Linked DNA regions of Homo sapiens: region 1 is linked to region 2. Evidence: read pairs that join two places in POLR2A ChIA-PET (ENCODE). Cell type or tissue: PC-9. All regions are shown on one strand. Links, peaks and the distances in the headings refer to the core of each region. The heading gives the core; the rest is flanking DNA. Region 1 has its middle 11 kb from the start of ABCD4. Region 2 has its middle 13 kb from the start of VSX2.

Region 1 (11,408 bases), core at 4,358-6,857, 89 kb after region 2:
CAAAACCTTCTAACTGGATTTCTACACTTGAATTTCCTCCTGCTCTAATCCAGTTTCTACAAAGCAGCCAGAGAAATCTGAACAAATGTAAACCAGATCAACAGTCCACTTAAAGCCCTTCAAGGCTTCTTTTTTTTTTTGAGATGGAGTTTCGCTCTTGTTGCTCAGGCTGGAGGGCAGTGGTGTGATCTCGGCCCACTGCAACCTCTGCCTCCCGGGTTCAAGCGATTTTCCTGCCTCAGCCTCCTATGTAGCTGGGATTACAGGCACCCGCCACCACGCACAGCTAATTTTTGTTATTTTTAGTAGAGATGGGGTTTTGCCATGTTGGCCAAGCTACTCTCGAACTCCTAACCTCAAGTGATCTGCTGGCCTTGGCCTCCCAAAGTGCTGAGATTACAGGCGCGAGCCACTGCACCCTGCTCTTCAAGGCTTCTTATGCCCTGGCCTTGCCTATTGCTCCAACTTCTGTTTGTTTTTTTTTTTTTTTTGAGACAGTCTTGCTCTGTTGCCCAGGATGGAATGCAGTGGTATGATCTCAGGTCACAGCAACCTCTGCCTCCCAGGTTAAAGTGATTCTTGTGCCTCATCCTCTCGAGTAGCTGGGATTACAGGCTTATGCCACCATGCCCAGCTAATTTCTGTTTGAACCTCTTTAGGGGCTAGAAAACAAACCTTGTTTTCCTCTACTCTTCCGGTGATTTTTATTCTTCCTTCCATCCCCGCTGTGAATGTCCCTTCCCCAGAGAGTCTTTTCCTAACCACCCTTTATTGTTTCCTTCCACAGCACCCCACTTTTTCCTGCTTCTAGCATTTATTGCAGCTGGTTATATTTTCATTTTGTGCGTTTACTTCATTCATGCCTCTCTCGCTCCACCCCAAGAGGACAGGGACCATGTCTGTTGTGTTCACACTACTGTGTCCCCATTTTCCAGAAGCACTCGTAAGAGCACAGTAGCTATTTGTTTAACAAATATTTGCAAAATCTTCTAACTGGGTTTATACACTTGAATTTCCCCCGGCTCTAATCCAGTTTTTACAAAGCAGCCAGAGAAATGTGCACAAATGTAAACCAAATCAACAGCCCACTTAAAGCTCTTAAGTGATTCTTGTGCTGTTTGTTGAACAAAGATAAACAAGACAATCCCTAACCTCAAAAAACACACAGTGAGGCTAGGGCTCACTGCAGCCTCAACAACGGAGGCTAAGGCAGGAGGATTGCTTGAGCCCAGGAGTTAGAGGCTGCACTGAGCTATGATCATACCACTGCACTCCAGCCTGGGCAACACAGCGAGACCTCGTTTCTAAAAGTAAATAAATAAAATTTTAAAAAACCCACAGGTCACTGTCTCTGCTTATACTGTTTTCTAATGGGACCAAACTTCCCTTATTTCAGCTCCTAGAGTCCTGTGCTACTTCCTCACTCTTATACATAGATAAAGGGAAGACAAATTGATGTTTTTTTTAAAAAAGGAAAATAATTTGGTAATAACTGTCAAATTTTAGATGATGCCGTAGTTTCATTTCCAGGAATTCTCTTATAAATATATTTACCCAAAAGCACAAAGGACAAAGGGTCAATCACAAGGATGTTTCTACAGCATAGAAGGTAATAGCAAAATCCTAGAAGCAACCAGAATGCTTATCAAAGGAGGAGCAGTTAAACAAAATATGACACCCTCACTGTGTAGAATATATTTTGCAGCTATTAATAAGAAGGAGATGGCCGGGTGCCATGGCTCACGCCTGTAATCCCAGCACTTTTGGAGGCTGAGGCGGGTGGATCACCTGAGGTTGGGAGTTCGAGACCAGCCTGACCAACATGGAGAAACCCCGTCTCTACTAAAAATACAAAATTAGCCAGGCGTGGTGGCACATTCCTGTAGTCCCAGCTACTCGGGAGACTGAGGCAGGAGACTCACTTGAACGTGGGAGGCAGAGGTTGCAGTGAGCCGAGATCGCGCCATTGCACTCCAGCCTGGGCAACAAACGCAAAACTCTGTCTCAAAAAAAAAAAAAAAAAAAGGAGAAGTAGCATTGCCATAGTGATTCAGAACATGGACCTCAGAGCCGGATTGCATGGGTTCAAATCCCCACTCTATCACTTGGTATTTGTGTGACCTTGGGGGCATGCTGCCTCTGTTTTTTTTTTTTTTTTTTTTTAAACACAGAGTCTTGCTCTGTCACCCAGGCTGGAGTGCAGTGGCACAATCCCGGCTCACTGCAGCCTCCGCCTCCTGGGTTCAAGTGATTCTCCTGCCTCAGCCTCCCAAGTAGCTGGGACCACAGGCATGTGCCACCATGCCTGGCTAAATTTTGTATTTTTAGTAGAGATGGGGTTTCACCATCTTGGCCAGTCTGGTCTCAAACTCCTGACCTGAAGTGATCCGCCCACCTTGGCCTCCCGAAGTGGTGGGATTACAGGCATGAGCCACTGCACCCGGTGAGGTTTTTAAATTTTTCTTTAAAAAAAATTTGGGGGGGTAAAGACAGGGCCTCACTATGTTGCCTAGGCTGTCGAACTCCTGGCCTCAAGCGTTCCTCCTGCCTTGACCTCCAAAAGTGGTGGGATTACAGGCATGAGCCACTGCACCTAGCCTCAGTTTTTTAAAATCTGTAAATGAGGGTAATAATAGTTTCCACATCAGAGGGTTGTTTCGAGGAATAAACAAGTTAATAGATATTAAGACTTAAACATTACCTGGCAATAATAAGAGCTGAATGTGACATTAATATTAAACATTGAACAATGTCCATGCCCTATTGTTTCATTTAATCAACTAGTTTTTTAATTGAAAAATTGAAAAGCATGTGGTTAAAAAAAATTTTGCAAAAGATGATAGGGCATATAATAAAAAATAAGTTTGTCTTCCACCCCAGAGCCAAGCTGTTCACAGCTTCTTAGGAATCTTTCCCGAAATGTTTTATATATATGCAAACTTATATGTATTAATATATTTCACACATACCCACACTCAAACACAAATACTCCTTTTCCTTTTAAACACTCTGCCTTGCAGCTTGCATTTTTTTTTTTTTTTCTCTTTGAGACAGACTCTCATTCTGTTGTCCAAGCTGGAGTGCAGTGGCGTGATCTTGGCTCACTGCAACCTCTGCCTCCTGGGGTCAAGCTACTCCCTCCCAAGTAGCTGGGATTACAGGCATGCTCCACCACACCTGGCTAATTTTTGTATTTTTAGTAAAGACGGGGTTTCGCCATGTTGGCCAGGCTGGTCTTGAATTCCTGACCTCGGGTGATCTGCCTGCCTCGGCCTTCCAAAGTGCTGGGATTATAGGGGTGAGCCACCGCTCCCGGCCGCAGCTTTCTTTTTACACTTTGTAATATATCTTGGAAGTTGTTCCATATCAGCATATACAGACTTTTTTTTTTTTTGAGATGGAGTTTCGCTCTTGTCACCCAGGCTGGAGCACAGTGGTGCGATCTTGGCTCACTGTCACCTCTGCTTTCCTGGTTCAAGCAATTCTCCTGCCTCAGGCTCCTGAGTAGCTGGTATTACAGGCATCCGCCACCATGCCTGGATAATTTTTTGTATTTTTAGTAGAGACAGGGTTTCACCATGTTGGCCAGGCTGGTCTTGAACTCCTGACCTCAGGTGATCCACCTGCCTTGGCCTCCCAAAGTGCTGGGGTTACAGGCATGAGCCACCGCGCCCAGCCAGCATACACAGATTTAAGTAATTACTTTTTTCCACTGTTAAGTTTGTGACAAACCCATTGTCAAATTGTGCCATCATAAGTCAGGGACTGTCTCTACAGAGGAACTATATATCTAGTTTCCTATTGACAGACATTTTAGTGGGTTATAGTCTCTTGCTATTACATATAATGCTGCAATTAACATCTTTGGATATATCCCAAATATAGCTAAGTTTAAAAGAAGATAGGCTCCATATTTTGTTTTTTAAAAGCATGTTTGTGTGTGCATAACTGTGCACCCACTGAAGTTGATTGCAATCTGTAGGAATTCAGAATGCAAGGATTGGAGAGAGCAAAAGGCAGTTTGACTAAAGAGCCCATATGCTTAAGTGTTTTGTTTTTTAATCTCTCTTTTTTTTCAAGAGAAAGTCTCACTCTGTAGTCCAGGCTGGAGTGCAGTGATGTAGTTTTGGTTCACTGCAGCCTCGACCTCCCAGGCTCGAGTGATCCTTCCACCTCAGCCTCCCGAGTAGCTGGGACTACAGGCACATGCCACCACACCCAGCTGATTTTTGTATTTTTTGTAGAGACGGGGTTTCACCATGTTGCCCAGGCTGGTCTCAAACTCCTGGGCTGAAGTGATCTGCCTTCTTCACTCTCCCTAAGCGCTGGGGTTACAAGCACGCACCACCGCACCTGGCCTGTGTTTTTTTTTTTTTTTTTGAGGCAGAGTCTCGCTCTGGCGCCCAGGCTGGAGTACAGTGGCTCACTGCAACCTTCGCCTCCCAGGTTCAAGTTATTCTCCTGTCTCAGCCTCCTGAGTAGCTGGGATTACAGGCTCACTCCACCACGCCTGGCTAAGTTTTATATTTTTAGTAGGGACAGGGTTCCACCATGTTGGTCAGGCTGGTCTCGAACTCCTGACCTCATGATCCACCTGCCTCGGCCTCCCAAAGTGCTGGGATTACAGGCATGCGCGCTGCGCCTGGCCTGTGTTTTGTTTTTTAAAATGTTACCTATACAATAAATTTTTTTCAGAGATTATACCCTAAAAGAGAAGCAATCATTTTATCTTCTGGTCCTCCAAGCTCTTGGTTCACACCTCAGTTATAGACAGAGTTGGACCTGTCTGTTTCCCTTGCTAGCCAAGGAGCTTGCCTAGTCAACCTCCAATACCCAGCCCAGCGCCTGGCACATAGAAGGTGTTCACTAAACACTTCTGTGATGAATGAAGCTACTCCTCTGACCTAGGTTTCCCTGTATATAAAATTAGAATGATAAAGCGACTCACATCTAATGGCCATCCTAAGAAATTCCTGAGCAAAAAAAAAGAAATTCCTGAGCAATGTGAAAGTTCTTAAAAAAAATGAAAGTTTGTTAAAATACTCAAGAATAGCTGCTTAATCTAAAATTTATCCTGTGGGCTGACCAGGTCAAAATGTCTGCAGTGTAGCTGGTTCAAAGGACGGTGACATCTTCCCCAAGTGAGAACAGCCTATTAAATTTGTGAGCAGGAGGGACAGAGTTGTCAGCTGAGCAGAGCCCTGCTGTCACGTCCTCTAGATCTGAAACCATCTTGGCCTCTTTCCACCCTGGAATCATTTTGGAAAGATTAAGGCCCCTGCAAGTCTGTTAAAAAGTTGGAGCCTTGGCTGGGCGTGGTGGCTCATACCTGTAATTCCAGCACTTTGGTAAGCTGAGACAGGAAGATTGCTTGAGCTCAGGAGTTGGAGACCAGCCTAGGCAACATGGCAAGACCTCATTGCTACAAAACAAAAACAAAAATTAGCTGGGTGTGGTGGTGCAAGCTGTAGTCTCAGATGCTTGGGAAGCTGAGATCGTGCCACTGCACTCCAACCTGGGCAACAGAGCGAGACACTGTCTCAAAAACAAAAAACGAAAAACAGCTGGAGCCTTTATATTAGATATCACCAAAGGACTCCCCAACCATAGAGTAATCTTAGAGTATTGAAGGGGTGGAAAGGTATAATAAATCTCCTCTTTATCATAAGGGTCATGGCCACCACTCCTATAACAAAAGACTGATTAACAAGAGAAAAGCATAAGCAATTTATAACTTTCTCTTTTAATTTTTTTTTTAGAGACAAGGTCTTGCTCTGTTGTCTAGGCTGGAGTACAGTGGTGTGATCATGGCTCATTGCAGCCTTGAACTTCTGGGCTCAAGCTATCTTCCCGCCTCAGCCTTCCCAGTAGCTGGAGTTGCAGGCGCACACCACCATGTCCATCTAAAAGCATATCAGATTTATCTAATCAAAATTGTGTAATTGTATGTGACGTGGGAGCCTTCAGAAATGAGGACCAAAAGACTCAAGAAAAAAACTGTTCTTTTTTTTTTTTTTTTTTTTGAGATGAAGTCTCACACTGTGGCCCAGGCTGGAGTGCAGTGGCACAATCTCGGCTCACTGCAACCTTCACCTTCTGGGTTCAAGCAATTCTCCTGCCTCAGCCTCCTGAGTAGCTGGGACTACAGGTGCACACCACCATACCCGGCTAAATTTTTTTTTTTGTATTTTTAGTAGAGATGGGGTTTCATCGAGTTAGCCAGGATGGTCTCTATCTCCTGACCTCCATGATCCGCCTGCCTCGGCCTCCCAAAGTGCCAGGATTACAGGCATGAGCCACTGCGTCCAGCCAAAAACTGTTCATTTTTATGCTTAGATTCAGTGAAGCATGACAGCTGTGTTGAAATGTGATTAGACAGAAAGGGAATGATCTAATAGTAACAGACTGAGTGGGGAAACCCAGCAAGGCCTCTGTTCAGATTCTTCTTGGCCTGTTTGTGTGGTGTTCCTTTCTCCTGGGTTTAGGGCAGTGCCCCTTCTGAAATGAAGGTCTTATGGTCTATTTTCAGACAAGGTAGGTCAGAATTTTATGGCCAGCTCCTACACAGAAGGATGGAGGAAGGTTAAAGTCCTATTTCTAGGTTTTATGGCTGGCTTTGAAGAAGAAGGGTTCTAGTTTCTATGGCCTGCCTTGGGAGAGGAAGGGAAGCAGGAGAAAGAAGAACAGGAGAAGAGAAGAAAGAGACTTTGCTTTTGAGGTCCTTCCAATGTCTTTCAGTTCAAAGTATCAGCATGCCAAAGTGCCATACTTTGGGGTATTGTTTTCTGAGCCCCAACAGTATTAAGGAGATGGCAGTGATACTTCTTTTTTTTTGAAATTGAGACGGAGTCTCACTCTGTCGCCCAGGCTGGCTTGTAGCGGTGTGATCTTGGCTCACTGCAACCTCCACCTCCCAGATTCATGCGAGTCTTGTGCCTCAGCCTCCTGAGTAGTTGGTATAACAAGCATGAGCCACCGCAACCAGCAACAGTGATAATTCGTTCAACATTCAGTAATTATTGACCAGGCCGGGTGTGGTGGCCATGCCTATAATCCCAGTGCTTTGGGATGCCGAGGCGGGAGGACTGCTTGAGGCCAAGAGTTTGAGATCAGCCTGGGCAACATAGCATGACCCTGTCTCTACAAAACAATACAACAAAAAAGCAAACAAAAAGCATTTACTGAGTAACTACTCTGTATGTGCCAGGCATAGGTGCTGGAGATATAGCAGTTTCAAGACAAAGTATCTGCCTTCACAGACCTTAGGCAAATACAAAACAATATTAAATATAAATCAGATAGCGCTAAGAAAACTACAGTGGGTGTCACAAGTAGGGTCCACTGGATCCACACCCTGAGACAATGCTTATCATGCTCAATGACTATAGAGATTGCATATTGGTAGGGAGATGAAGGAAGCATGATTGGGCAGAGGGAGGAATCAAGCTGAGAGGTAGGCCCTACTACAGCCTCAGCCGACCCCATGGGGAGCACCAGAGTGGACATGGCCCATCTCAGTTGCTTCCTGTTGGGCCACAGTGGCCCTCCTTTCTACCCCACCCCAATCAGTCACTGGGTGTGGGATATCTTGCAAAGGGCGTAAACTCAGGCAAATTCTCTCTTGTAGCTGAGGCAATTCTCAAAGGAGCTGATAGCTGAAGGCTGTCTGCTTACGGCACTCCCAGCAGCTGGGGCAACAAGTCCTGCCTTGAAAGGGAATCTGGGCAGGGGGTCAACATGTCCATCACCCAGCATATGGGGAGAGAGGATGATGGTGGAGGTGCTTCTTGGGATAGGGTGGTCAGGGAAGGACTCTCCGAGGAGGTTTTAAAGAACCTAAATGAGGCTGGGTGTGGTGGTTTACACCTGTAATGCCAGCACTTTGGGAGGCTGAGGTGGGTGGGTCATGAGATCAGGAGTTCAAGACCAGCCTGGCCAACATGGTGAAACTCTGTCTCTACTAAAAATATAAAAATTAGCCAGGTGTGTCGCACGCCTCTAGTCCCAGCTACTTGGGAGGCTGAGGCAGGAGAATCACTTGAACCTGGGAGGCAGAGGCTGTGGTGAGCCGAGATCACGCCACTGCACTCCAGCCTGGGCAACAAAGCGAGACATCTCAAACAAACAAACAAACAAATGAACAAACAACCTGAATGAAGTGAAGGAAGGAGCCATGCAGATTCTGAGGGAAGAGCATTCTAAGCAAAGGGAACAGCAAATGCAAATGCCCAAAGGAGGGATTATTCTTTTTTTTTTTTTTTTTGAGATGGAGTCTCACTCTGTCACCCAGGCTGGAGTGCAGTGTCGTGATCTCGGCTCACTGCAATCTCCGCCTCCCGGGTTCACGCCATTCTCCTGCCTCAGCCTCCCGAGTAGCTGGGACTACAGGCGCCCGCCACCATGCCCGGCTAATTTTTTTGTATTTTTAGTAGAGACGGGGTTTCACTGTGTTAGCCAGGATGGTCTCGATTTCCTGACCTCGTGATCCGCCCGTCTCGGCCTCCCAAAGTGCTGGGATTACAGGTGTGAGTCACCGCCCGGCAAGGAGGGATTATTCTTGGGATGTTCAAGGAAGAGCAAAGAAGCCAGCATGGCCAGAGTGCAATGAACAAGGGGAGAGTGATAGGAAATGCACAAGGGCCAGGTCATGTAGAGTCTTGCACACTATCATAAAAAATTTGAATCTTTATTGTTACAGGAAGCCATTGGAGGGTTAAAAACAGAAGAGTGACAAAATTTGGTGGATGATTTAAAAGGATCACCCTGGATGCTGCTGTATGGAGAGCTAGAATGGAGTTAGGGAAATCAGATAGGAAGCTATTCTGGTATTTCAGGTGAGAGAGTCATGGTTGGGACTATAGAAAGGGACAGGTTGGTGGGGACTATAGAATGGTACAGAGCTGTAGAGAAGTGGCTCTCAACCAGGGTGACTTTGCTCTAGCTTATCTTACATACTTCTCCCCAACTCTCCCTACCAGCCAAGGACATTTGTTCAGTATCTGGATATTTTCGGTTGTCATAACTGACGGATGCTATTGTCTTCTAGTGAGTGCTGCAAAGTATCCTACAATAATGCACAGGACAACTCCCCATGACAAATAATTACTTGGTCCAAAATGTCAATAGTGAGCCAGGCACGGTGGGTCACACCTGTAATACCAGCGCTTTGGGAGGCCAAGGTGGGTGGGTCACCTGAGCTCAGGAGTTCAAGACTAGCCTGGCCAACATGGTGAAACTCCGTTTCTACTAAAAATACAAAAATTAGCTGGGTGTGGTGGCAGGTGCCTATAATACCAGCTACTTGGGAGGCTGAGGCATGAGAATCACGTGAACTTGGGAGGTGGAGGTGGCAGTGAGCAGAGTTCGTGCCACTATACTCCAGCCTGGAGGATACAGTGAGACTCTGTCTCCAAAGAAAAACAAAAAAACAAAAAAAACAAAATCTCAATGGTGGCTGGGCACAGTGATTCATGCCTGTAATCCCAGCGCTTTTGGAGGCCAACATGGGAGTATTGCTTGAAGCCAGGAGCTTTATACCAGCCTGGGCTACAAAGCAAGACCTCATCTCTTTTTTTAAATTAGTTGAGCATGGTAGCAAGCAACTGTAGTCCAGGCTATTACGGAGGCTGAGGCAAGAGGATTGCTTGAGCCCAGGAGTTCAAGGCTGCAGTGAGCTATGATTGTGCCACTGCACTCCAGCCTGGGCAGCAGGGTAAGAACCTGTCTCAAAAATAAAATTTAAAAAAAGACAATAGTACTAAGGTTGAGAGACCTTAGTCTCGGCTCACTGCCATCTCCACCTCCCAGGTTCAAGGGATTCTCCTGCCTCAGCCTCCTGAATAGCTGGGATTACAGGCATGTGCCACCACGCCTGGCTAATTTTTTTTTTTTTTCGGAGACAGAGTTTCGCTCTTTGTTGCCCAGGCTGGAGCGCAATGGCGTGATCTCGGCTCACCGCAACCTCCGCCTCCTGGATTCAAGTGATTCTCCTGCCTCAGCCTCCCGAGTAGCTGAGATTACAAGCATGCGCCACCACGCCCGGCTATTTTTGTATTTTTAGTGGAGGTGGGGGTTTCTCCATGTTGGTCAGGCTGTTCTTGAACTCCCAACCTCAGGTGATCCGCCTGCCTCGGCCTCCCAAAGCGCTGGGATTACAGGTGTGAGCCACCACGCAAGGCCCCGGCTAATTTTTGTATTTTTAGTAGAGAAGGCGTTTCACCATGCTGGCCAGGCTGGTCTCGGACTCCTGACCTCAGGTGATCCGCCCGCCTTGGCCTCCCAAAGTGCTGGGATTACAGGCGTGAGCCACCGTGTCCGGCCTTTTTTTTTTTTTTTTTTTTTAAATGGAGTCTTGCTCTGTTGCTCAGGGTGGAGTGCAATGGCCCAATCTTGGCTCACTGCAACTTCCACCTCCCAGGTTCAAGCAATTCTTGTGCCTCAGCCTCTCAAGTAGCTGGGGACTACAAGTATGTGCCACCATGCCCAGTTAATTTGTATATTTTTAGTAGAGACCGGGTTTCACCGTGTTGGTCAGGCTGGTCTTGAACTCCTGACCTCAAGTGATCGACCTGCCTCGGCCTCCCAAAGTGCTGGGATTACAGGCATGAGCCACTGTGCCTGGTCTCGGGATTTTTTTTTGTTGTTTGTTTGTTTTGAGATGGGGTCTCACTCTGTCACCCAGACTGGAGTGCAGTGGCTCGACCTTGGCTCACCACACTGAAACCTCCGCCTCCCAGGCTCAAGCGATTCTCCTGCCTTGGCCTCCAGAGTAGCTGGGATTACAGGCATGTGCCACTACTGCCTGGCTAATTTTTGTATTTTCAGTAGAGATGGGGTTTCACTATGTTGGCCAGGCTGGTATTGAGCTCCTGACCCCAAATGATCCACCCTCCTTGGCCTCCCAAAGTGCTGGGATTACAGGCATGAGCCCGGCCCGCGCCTGGCCCCCTCGGGATGTATTTTTATAGTATTTTGACAATAGAGACAATCAGATTTGGGTTTGGATGTGGTGAATGAGAGAAAAAGGAATCAAGTGTGGTTCTGCAGCTCATCCAAATGGCCCTCTGCTCTACCAACTGAGCTATCAAAGACCCCGCTTCAAGTGCAACTTTAAGGCTTTGGACTGAGCAACTGAGTGAATGATGGTACCATTTACTGGGGTTGGGAGTTATGGGGAAAGAACAGATTATGTGTGAGGAACAGGTGGTAAATCAAGAGTTTGTTTATGGACAGGTTAAATTTGAGATGCCTGTTGGACACCCAGTGGTGATGTTACATAAGCAATTGGCTGTTTGAGTCTGGAAGTTAGGGAAGATGTCTGAGCTGGAGCCATAAATGTGGAAATCATCAGAAGAAAGGTGGGGTTTTAAATGAGTAGATTGCAAGAGATCACCTAAGGGTTGACTGTA
Region 2 (11,408 bases), core at 3,069-5,568:
TTATGCGCTCCTTTCTTTGCTCCCCAAACACACTGTGATTATGCCTTTAAAAATAAGGCAAGTCATTGCTGTGGAGAATATAGAGAAGGACAAAATTTTAGGTAAAGGTGGATAGATGGAGACAGAACAAAGTGGTTAAGAGGAGCAGTTTGGAGTCAGACTGCCTGCGTATGCATCCCAGGTCCACCTCTTATTGCTGTATGACCTGGGTGGGGCATGTTACTAATTTCTCTGTGCCTCAGTTTCCTCATCTATACAATGGGTGTATATAATAATAGTACCTACTCCATAGGATTTTGTGAGAATTAAATGGAAGCACTTGTGGCTCTTATAATGCTTGTCACACCGAGAGCCTCTCATCTCTGTTGATGGTGCTGGCTGGACAGTGGGCCTGCGCAAAGCCATCCCAACATCCCTGGCTGCTACTTTTACACTGCAGGGCCCACAGGGACACAACACTGTGGCGGGACCAGAATGTTTCACCAACCTCGGGCCTTCCTGAAGAGGCTCACAGCTCATGACATGCCCATGAGAGGGGTCTGAGCCCCGGGGCTCAGGTCTGGGCAGCGAGGCCTGTGTGACTGACATAAGAGGATGTCTGCTAGGCCTGAGCTTGCAGAAAAGGAATGAAAGGGCCGGGTGGCCAGAGGAGTTGGGCATGCAGACCAGGAAGGGAAGGCTGAAGAGCTCTCTGCAGCCGCTGACTCAGGCCTCAGGGGCCATCATGGAGCAGACAGCCAAGGAAATATTGTCCACAGTACCAGAGGCTGGGAATGAACAGGGTGGGCACCAGAGGAGGCTGATTCTCTCAAAATGAGAGGCAGTACAGATTGTGCACAGCAAGTGTTTGTTGATTGGCTAACTGAGCTGCACCGGATTTTTCTAAACTTTCTTAGTCAAGAAAATCTTGATTTCTTATGTTTGTAGAAGGGCCTGGGAATCCGCACATTTGACAAGAGCCCCCGGTGAGTCTCAAGAACAGGAGGTTTTGACCCCAAACTCCATCTGTCCCTCAGTCACTGCTGCAGTGCCCTCTGGCAGTGGGGGCTGACTGGTGACCCCCACCTTGCCCACTACCCTCTGACACTCACTCCCATCTCCACAGCCTCAGCTTCAGTCACTCCCAGGACAATCTCCCTGGTGAAGCCTGAGCACATCGGTCCATATTGCAGCCGGGGGAGGCCTCCCAGACCAGCCCAGGCTGTGGGATAATTTGATATTCAAATCCTGGCAAAGACCTGCTTCAAATTGCTGCAAATTAAGCTGATTTTGCCCCTCTGAATGAGGGATTTGCTCCTGTGGATCAACCCTCTTCCCAGGACTTGATGAGGTCAGGATTAGAGACGGGGAGAAAAAGCCTGAGGCCGGAGGCCGGAGAGCTGGAGAGCTGAGGGGCGGGGGGAAGCCGAGACCCTGGAGTTAGTGAAGGTTCCCAGGGTCTCAAAAGGCAGCTCTACCCAGTGATAGCAGAGCCTCTGAGGCCCAAATGGGTCAGCCCCACTCCTCCATCCCCCCAGGAGAGCACAGCTCTGTACTGTTCCCAAAGCAGTTTGTGGACCTCATCCAATCTTTCCAAGCACCTGTGACCCAGGGCGGAACCGATCACCCCCATTTTACTGATGAAAGGGGAGATGAGGCTTTATTGGCAAAGACAATCTGGACTCAACCACTGCCACCGACTTGCTACGTGACCTTGAGCAAGTGACCTCTCTCTGAGCCTCCTTGTAAGGATGACTGGCGATGCATACACAGTGCCAGGCACATAGCAAGCCCTCCATAGCATGGGCCAAGTTCCTAGCCAAAGCCCTGAAGCTAGAAAATAGCTGAATGGAGAACGTGGGGCTCTCTGGACCTCAGGAAGAGTCAGTCCCCTGCCTTCACCTGGAGGTCTGTGCCTTCTCCCAACTGTACCCCTCCTGATAGGACCTCCCCCATCCCTGGCAGAACCTCATTTCCATCTGTTTTCTCAGGGCCTGTACTGTATATTGCAGCAATTTCAAATGGCACCATTAAAGATTTTATGCTGGAGACGTTAAAATTAAAAAGATCTATGTGCAAAGAGTCACAACGAATTTAATCAACTTGATTTAATAGAAAACAGCAAATGGAATTTATGATGCTCCAAAAGACAAGGGAATTTTTTTTTCAACAAAAAATAATAAAAAGCACTTTGTGGAAAACAGAAAGTGGAGTGGGGTGGGGGTGGGGGCTCCCCATCTGAGAGTTGATCAGAACTTAATCCGCCGTGAACAACCCCAGTCGGGGCTGTTTGCCCACTAATCCCAGCTGCCATTAAAATATTAAAGATAAATCTAATCGTCTCTTTATCCAAAATAAGCGACTTTTGTGTGGGGAGAAAACATCTAACCCTTTGGGAGGAGAATTAGTCCTAATGCATCAAATGGAATTCGGTCCAGGCAGGGGCAGAATAGGGTTTACAGGCAAATGAGATGGTAATAGAAATAAAACCCAGAATAACAAATTAAAAACCCTCATTTACACGAATTAAAACAGCTCACAAAAGAGCCGGAGGCCCAGCCCTGCCCTCCTCGGCCCCAGGCCCATTCCCCCCTCCCCTGGTCTCACCCACCCGCAGGCCCCAGAGGAGCCAAGGCCTGACCTCATCCTTGCAACTTCTGCCCCACACCCTCCTGGATACTTACAGAAAAATGCACCCAACATCCGCTCTCCAAGACCAGGCGCAGGCTGGGTTTCTGAAGGCTCTCACTGAGTCTTCATTCATCTCCCCATCTCTCCTGCACCAGCTTTGGGGTCAGAAAGAACTTCATGCTTGTCCCAGTGCCCTCCCCTACTATGTGAGGTCTTGATTTGTTTCTATTTATTTATTTAAAATATATTTTTTAGAGACAGGGCCTCACTCTGTTGCCCAGGTTGGAGTGCAGTGACTCAATCACAGCTCACTGAAGCCTCAAACTCCTGGGCTTAAGTGATCTTCCTGCCTCAACCTCCTGAGTAGCTGGCACTACAGGTGTGCACCACCATGCCTTTCTATTTTTTTTTTTTTTTGGTAGAGATGGGATCTTGCTATGTTGCCCAGGCTAGTCTCAAACTCCTGGGCTCAAGTGATCCACTGGCCTCAGCCTCCTAGAGTGCTGGGATTAGAGGCTAGAGGTGTAAGCGACCACGCCTGGCCCTAGTTTTGTTTCTTAAAACCCCTGAGCCCCTATTACTTGGGGAAAATGAGGATAATAACGGCTCCTGTGCTCACACAGCCCTTCTCCCCAGCCTTGACCCCTGCTGCTGCTCCCTGGCCTGGCTCCACAGAATTTGATGAGGCAGCAGCATATGGAAGGCCCAGCACTGTGTCTGATCCACGGGGACCGCTCGATCACAAGCTCTCACAGAAGTCTCCCCCAAAAGGATTCTTAGTCAGCTGGGAGGAAGGACGCCTAGCAATGGGCCAGCCAGGGGGGCAGAAGGAGCAGGCAGCAGCCAGTTTGAGTAACTACGTGGGGTCACCCACTGGGTTGTCACTCATGGGGGCTGAGGCCAACCCAGATCTTCAGGGTTCTCCCTAAGTGGCCCCTTGCCCCCCAAGGTTGCCTCAAGTTTGGCCCTGTGGCTCCTCCTGTGTACCTTCCCCCGAACTGGGAACCCCTCCCCACCTTCTGCTCAAGGTCTGAATCCCTTCACATGAATATCCTGCTCTCTGCCTTAGTGGCTGGACGCTTCTCAAAGGAGATGCACGCTCCCTCAGGAGGCTCCAGGACCCTCTGCAAGCCATCACAAACTCATGAGGTCTTGGTACAGACAAGTGTGACAAACCCCTTCCTGAGAGCCTGTTTGGCTTGCTGAGGGGAGAGGGTGGGGAGGGGGCCCTTGTGCCCAAGTAACCCCCACCACACACACCCTACTGGAGTCCCCACACCAGGAGGGCCGGAATACACCTCTGACCTCCCCAGCCTTCCTAACAAATCCACTTGAACAGGAAACTCATGTTGACAGCATTCTATTATGGGATATTAAGTGGAATTGGATTGTGGGGCTAAACCTTTCCCTGGCTGGGTTTCTGCATTCGGTTGGCCTCCTCACCTCTGCGCCTACCACAGTCCTTCCCTCCAGCAGGGCTCGACGGGAGGGAGGGGGGTTTCCTGCCCACCTTCGTCAAATTATTCCCCCAGACTCTGTCCCCGACCCTTGGACTATGACAAATGGTGATTCTAGTAGCGATTTTCAAGAGAAAATTGGGCTGTGGCCGTGTGAGAGTGGGTGACCTTCTTCCCAACTTCTTCCCAGGATGGCTAAAAGAAAACACGAGGATGGCCAGGCGCAGTGGCTCACGCCTGTAATCCCAACACTTTGGGAGGCCGAGGCAGGCAGATCACCTGAGGTCAGAAATTCAAGACCAGCCTGGCCAACATGGTGAAGCCTTGTCTCTACTAAAAATACAAAAATTAACTGGGCCTGGTGGCACGTGCCTGTAATCGCAGCTACTTGGAGGCTGAGGTAGGAGAATCACTTGAACCCGGGAGGCGGAGGTTGCAGTGAGCCGAGAGTGCATCACTGGACTCTAACCAGGGTGACAAGAGCAAAACATCAAAAAAAAAAAAAAAAGGAAGGAAGAAAGGAAGAAAGAAAGAAAAGAAAAAGAAAAGAAAAGAAAAAAGAAAAGAAAAAAGAAAAGAAAAAGAAAACATGAGGAGATGGTGGGCAGGGTGGGATTTTTCCAGAGGGGTGTCCTAAGCCTGAGATTTGGTGGAAAAGCGTTGGGAGGAGATGGTCACAGGCAAAGGAGCTGGGGCCTCACTGCTGCAGGCTAGTGATCATTCTAGCTTCATAGTCCAGCCCCACTGCTGCCTCCTCTAGGAAGTTTTCCCTGCATGGCCCATATTAAAAAGGGGAAACTGAGGCATGGTGAAAGCTAAGTTCCCAGGTCACCGGCTAGCAGGTGGTAAATGGGGGACATGAGCCCAGGACCATGTAATTTAAGAGCCAGAGTCATTAACCACTACACCACGCTGCCTTGTGGGTGATCTTTTTATTTTTGGAGACCGAGTTTTGCTCTGTCACCCAGGCTGGAGTGCAATGGCTTGATCTCGGCTCACTGTAACCTCCAACTCCTGGGTTCAAGCGATTCTCCTCCTGAGGAGGAGAATCAGCCTCCCGAGTAGCTGGGACTACAGGCATGCGCCACCACACCAGGCTAATTTTTTGTATTTTTAGTAAAAACGGGGTTTCACCATATTGGCCAGGCTGGTCTCAAATTCCTGACCTCAGGTGATCCACCTGCCTCAGCCTCCCAAAGTGCTGGGATTATAAGCGTGAGCCACTGCGCCCGGCCCTTGTGGGTGATCTTGGCCTGGAGGAGATTGGGGAGAATGAAAGGCTGAAAGACCCAGCACCCACAGTGCGCGGGGGCCTGTCTGCATGCTTCATCGCCATCATGTCCCTGGGTCCTCTCAGTCTCACTGCAGAGCAGGTTTTCAAAAGAGATTCCCATTTTACAGAAGGAAAAACTGAGAATTGAAAAGGTTAAGGGAGCCCTTTCTCCACTTTTGTTCACGTTACAGGCCTTCCTCCGGAGCCCTCTCTTCCTCCCCCTAACACCTTGCCAAGTAATGCCGACCTGTCTTCAGGCTCATAACAGTGTTCTGGGCAGTCTTCCCGGATGCCCGTTTCCTGAGACCTTGGCCCTGGCCCTCCACCCCCACCCTACCAGGCTTCCCATCTTCTCTCCTACCCCAAGTCCCCCCAGAACATAGCCATTTGCACCCCACCTCCCAGTCTTGCCCTTTGCCACCCACAGGCTTCTGTGCTCTGTCCCTGGCCAGTCACTGAGTGCAATGAGGCAGAGGCCCTGGCAGGATCCCCCCATGGACCCATCCCAGTGCCAGAGTTTGGCAAGGCATTGAGAGCAATGGGTGGTTCTATAGGTGGGTTCTGTCAGCCTTAAGTGGAAAGGACTTGAGCTTGAGTCAGGGAACACCCATAGACATTTAGTAAATGTGTATCAAAGAGGAGTAGAAGACATTTGGGGTATATTACAATGTACACAGGGAGGAAGAAAGTTTACAAAACAGTATACAGAAGGATCACTTTTAAAAAAATAGACACAAGGTCTCACTATGTTGCCCAGGCTTGTCTCAAACTCCTGGGCTCAAGTGATCCTCTTGCCTCAGCCTCCTATGTAGCTGGGATTACAGGTGTGAACCACTGTGCCTGGCTCCCTATTTTTGGGAATACAAGTACTTACATGCTTAGAAAGCTGCCAAAAAACAGGTAAACCAAAATATTAATGGCAGTTATCTCTGGATGATTTTAATGTTTTTCTTTTTACTTATCAGTATTTTCTTATTTTTCACCATGAACATGTATGACTTGTATAATAATAATAATAAAGGTATGCTGGGTTGAGGTTTTCCTAAGAAGGCATTTTTCAGATTCTTGGTGATTCGTCTAAGTCCTGTTTTTTTTTTTTTTTCCACCCAGGCTGGAGTGCAGTGGTGTGATCTCGACTCACTGCAACCTCTGCCTCCCGGGTTCAAGCCATTCTCCTGCCTCAGCCTCCCAAGTAGCTGGGATTACAGATGCCTGCCACCATGTCCGGCTAATTTTTGTATTTTTAGTAGAGACGAGGCTTCACCATGTTGGCCAGGCTAGTCTTGAACTCCTGACCTCAAGTGTCGGCCTCCCAAAGTGCTGGAATTACAGGCGTGAGCCACCAAGCCCAGCCTTTCTAAGTCTTGTTTGCCCCTGACCAGCCGCTGGCAGGGAACTTCGGTATAGCAGGGGCATCTGGGAGTCATCGAGGCTGGGCCTTGTCTGAGCCCGGCAGGCTGGGGAATGGGAAGAGGTAAACCTAGGTCAAGAAGTAGAGTGGAGTAGAGGGGCCTGGAAGGCTCTGGGCCATGGGTGGCCCCTAGAATATTGGAAGCACCCCTGGGGCTAAGGAAGAAGGGGAAGGAGAAAAGCCTAGCGGTAGGGCAAGGATGGCAGAAAGGGAAGGAGGCCTAGGAGACACGCCATGCACAAGAAGTGCCCTGTGGGAAGAGGCAGAAGTGCAAAGCCAGTGAGCCCATGGGAAAGGGGCAGGAGGGTGCTGCATGCCAGGTTGAGGCCTTGGAATAGAGATGGCAGTGACCCTTGGGATGGGCATCTAGAAGCCCAGGGCCCACCCAGGGCTGAAAACAAAGGGGCTCTGAAAAGAAGAGGTTTGGAGGGACCACTGAGGTGAGGCTTCACTCCAGAGGCTGGATGGGCTTACTAAAAGAGATGAGTGCAGATGAAGCTTCTACACGGCCACTGAGTGGGGTCAGCACCAAAACTGCTTCTCTTCAGCATCCTCATCACCAGCCTGGGAACTGTGCATCTGGTGAGGTTACAGGTTGGCCAACGACATTGAGTTCTTTTGGGGAAGGCCACAAGGAGCATGGCTTTTGGAGTGTCCTGGGCCTGGACTCAGACCTCATCTCTGCCACTCACTTCTCTTTGGCATTAGCCAAGCTACATACCCTGTCCGACCCTTATTCTCTAAAATGGGATTTGTAACATAACAGGCAGAGTGTCTTAGTTAAGATCTTCTTTAGTTGATAGCGTGACAGAAACCCACATTGAACTGATGGGAATGCTGGAACATTACAGCTCAACCTTGACCAGGGCAGGAAGGTGAACTTGAGCCAAAGGAGCGACTGGAGAAGGGACCCCCATGTTGGTCAACTCCCTCTTATCATCCTGATGCTCTGGCCACGGACTTTCTTCAGAGGCAGAAAAAATGGTTGCTGACAACTCTCAGGATTGTTGTGTTACATCTTCTCCACCATCAGCAACAGACTAAACCCAAATCTCAGTCTCAAATCCAGAAATCCCAAGAAATTGCGGGGGGACCTAGGTCAGGTACCCATCCCTGAACCAACCTGAGAGATGAAGATGGCCTGAGAGATGAAGTCATTTAGAACACAAAGAACAGAGTCAAATGATCCATCTGCCTCAGGCTCCCAAAGTGCTGGGATTACAGGTGTGAGCCACCACGCCCAGCCTATTCCTTTACTTTCTTAACAAACTTGCTTTCACTTTACCATATGGACTCACACTCTCTTGGGGTCTGGATCAGGATCCCCTTCTGGTAACACTATGGCTTTGCACTGCTTGGATGTCCCTTAAGAAAGAACTTGCTATTCAGGTGCAAGAGTGCAGTTAATAGATGGCCTCTAGCTGTAGCCCCTCTGAACTCCACTGCAGTGTTTGAGTGACACAGGGTCTGGCCATTTCTGCCCAGCTCAAGCTCCTCTAATGGACAACCTTTGCTCTGAGCTCCCCGTTAGGTTGACTGAGATGGTCAGATGTACACTGCAGTTTGAGGCTTCTTCTGCCCAGTTCTGCTTCCTCCTCTTCACCTTTCACAGGTGTCACCCCTCCCCTGATAAGCCACCTGCACTCCCCAGATTGTGTCCTAGCTGCTGCTTCCTTAGAGTCCCCAAACTGTTTGCTACAAAACCTCATTCACTGAGTTCAATTACTGACTACACAACTTCACTAGCTGCCTGACTGTAACCATGCTGTAACTCAGTTTCCTCATCTGTAAAAACGAGATAATAGAAGCACCCACCTCATGGTTTTTTGTGAGTTTTAAATATAATAATCTGTATACAGTGTTGAGCAAAATGCCTGGCACATAGTAAGCACTCAATAGACGTTAGCTGAGATTGCTAGAGGTAGTTGTAAATCTCAATAGATCAATGCTAGTCAGTCATATGTAAACGACAGAGGGTATAATACCAAGTCAACAGGAATAAATCTTCAGGTGGATCTTCAAAAGGCTGAAGAGTAAGAAATGTGGGAAGATGAGTCGCAATTGTGGACAAGTATAACACAGAAAAAATAACTAAAGCTTGTAAATGAGATGGTTGATATACTCTGAGTTATCATTTATAAACAAGAAACAGATGACCAGACTTCTGCACAATCCTTCACCATCTTCGGAGCACTTTTCTGAGAGCCCTCTAAGAACGCCAGGACAGGCATCACTATCCCCAGTTTACAGACGAAAGAACTGAGGAAGAGAGAAGCTAAAAGACTCGCCCCACAGGACACCACAAGTACTAGAGGCAGGATTAGAACTATGACTGTAACTCTGAGGCAGGGCAGGGGAGCCCCCACATCGGGGCTCTGTCTGGGAAGGTTTTTGTTGTTGTTGTTTGTTTGTTTGTTTGTTTGTTTTTTTGAGACAGATTGTCAGTCTGTCGCCTAGGCTGGAGTGCAGTGGCACGATCTCAGCTCACTGCAGCCACTGCCTTCCAGGTTCAAACAATTCTCTGCCTCAGCCTCCCAAGGAGCTGGGATTACAGGTGCCCACCACCACACCCGGCAGATTTTTGTATTTTTAGTAGAGACGGGGTTTCACCATGTTGGCCAGGCTGGTCTTGAAATCCTGACCTCAGGCAATCCGCTTGCCTTGGCCTCCCAAAGTGCTGGGATTACAGGTGTGAGCCACCGCACCCAGCCGAAAACAGCTTTATTGAGATGGCAGTGTTGCAGCTCTGTGACTGCCCCTGCAGAACAGGATGAACCCACAGGCAGTGTTGAGAGTAGCAGCTCCAGGGCAGGTCCGTAGTCACATTTATACCCACTTTAAATTGCATGCAAATTAAGGGGTAAGTTATTCAGAAATTTCTAGAAAAAGAGTGGTGACTTCTGGGTGTTGCCATGGCTACAGTTAACTGTCATGGTGCACTGGTGGGTATGTCTTATGGGGAGGTGTTTTGCCTCTTCTCTGTTTCAGCCAGTCTTCAGTCTGGTCCGGAGTCAAGCCCTGCCCCCTACCTCAGCTTTTTCTGTGCAGAGAATGCTGGGCGTTACGGAAAAAAAACACCAAAACAGAACAGTAAGGAGCTTCCCTGCAGCAAAGCCAAAGTTGGTGGTACCTAGACCACTGCAAAAGCTATTCTAGGGGCCATGACTCAAGACACTGGAGGAGGACATCTAGATGGCAGGGAAGAGAAGAAGATAAAGTGAATATCGAGTTCTATGAGGCTGGAGAGGAGAGACAGATCCAAGAGAGATTTCCAGCTGTTAGGACTTGGGGACAAATCAGATCTCTGCTATGACAGCAACCCTTCCATTTTCCGGCAGGTCAAAATGTTTGATTTCAAATGCTTCTCCATGGTATCACTGAGGAATCACTTGTGGCCTCTAGTAACAGAGATCAGAGACCAGCGGCTTAAACACTGAGCTCATTGGGGCAGTCCTGGGCTGATATGGCGGCTCACGGGTTTTTAGGCACCCAGACTCCGTCCTTCTTTCTGCTCTAATGTTGGCTTCCATCTTCAAGGTCACCTCATATCCAAAACAGCTGCTGGAATACTAGCCATCATGTCTGTGTTTCAGAAAGGAAGCCAGAAAAAAGGCGAAAAGAGCAAAAAGGGTGTGTGCCAAATGTCTTAGAGTCTTCTAGGATGAAGGAAGCTGGGAAGTGTAGTCTTTTATCTAGGCATAGTACCACTGAAAAAAAAATAGGGTTATCATACTAAGAAGGAAGGAGAGGGTGGAAATTGGTATGACAACTATCGGTCTCAGCCATACCCATAGAGCCAGAATTTACAAAGAGATCTCTCTCCAAAGACTTTCTCTTTATAATCCCATGCTAATCACAGCTCAAATTTGGCCCAAATTAGATTATTTAGAGAAATGAATGTCCCCAGCTTAGATTGTGGTGGAGAGTAGGGTTAGGTACCACATTCACATCCTGTAATAGTTTGGGTTCTGGGTTACGAGCAACTCTGAATTTCACCAAAAAGGGGGTTTACTAGAAAGATACTGGGTAGTGGCCGAGTGTGGTGGCTCAAGCCTGTAATCCCAGCATTTTGGGAGGCTGAAGTGGGCAGATCACCTGAGGTCAGGAGTTTGAGACTAGCCTAGCCAGCAGGGTGAAACCCCGTCTCTACTAAAAATACAAAAATTATCCGGGCATGGTGGTGCACACCTATAATCCCAACTACTTGAGAGGCTGAAGCAGGAGAATTGCTTGAACCCAGGAGGCAGAGGTTGCAGTGAGCCGAGATGGCACCGTTGCACTCCAGCCTGGGTGACAGAGCAAGACTCCATCTCAAAAAAAAAAAAAAAGAAAAGAAAGAGAGAGAAAGACACTGAGTAGCTCAGAAATTCACCAGTGGGTTTAGAGACTAAAATCAATGCCCAAAATCTTGCCACAGTACTAGTCTGATGAAGCTACTGTGATTACTGTCACCTTCACTGGACCCTAGGTAAGTGCTGAGGCTCTCACTGCTGCCACCATCAACCCTGGGCATGGAATTCTGTTGCTAACTTATTGCCCTGCAATTTGATCTTGCTGCACCCGCTACTGCTACCAGAAAAGATTCTCCACGGTTCTTGCTTCTCGTGTCACTGACTCTGGTTAAAAGTCCAAGATGATTGCTTCTGATTGGTGGAGC

What was found. Peaks named below come from ENCODE experiments on the same cell type or tissue, not always from the same donor. Only the 100,000 strongest peaks of a DNase experiment are listed, where the experiment ranks them.
Region 1: POLR2A ChIA-PET joins it to region 2 with 5 read pairs; 4 of 35 experiments call an interaction of 5 or more read pairs at or near these places.

Annotation. Positions count from the first base shown.
Region 1 is chr14:74,308,392-74,319,799 of GRCh38, forward strand. It overlaps a transcript of VRTN not described here. Among named protein-coding and RNA genes, the nearest start is that of ABCD4, 11 kb to the left of the region's middle. In PC-9, for the core only: no CTCF peak of the experiment used is centred there; a DNase peak (open chromatin) is centred at 5,370.
Region 2 is chr14:74,220,592-74,231,999 of GRCh38, forward strand. No RefSeq gene overlaps it. Among named protein-coding and RNA genes, the nearest start is that of VSX2, 13 kb to the right of the region's middle. In PC-9, for the core only: no CTCF peak of the experiment used is centred there; no DNase peak of the experiment used is centred there; H3K27me3 peaks cover 1,402 bases.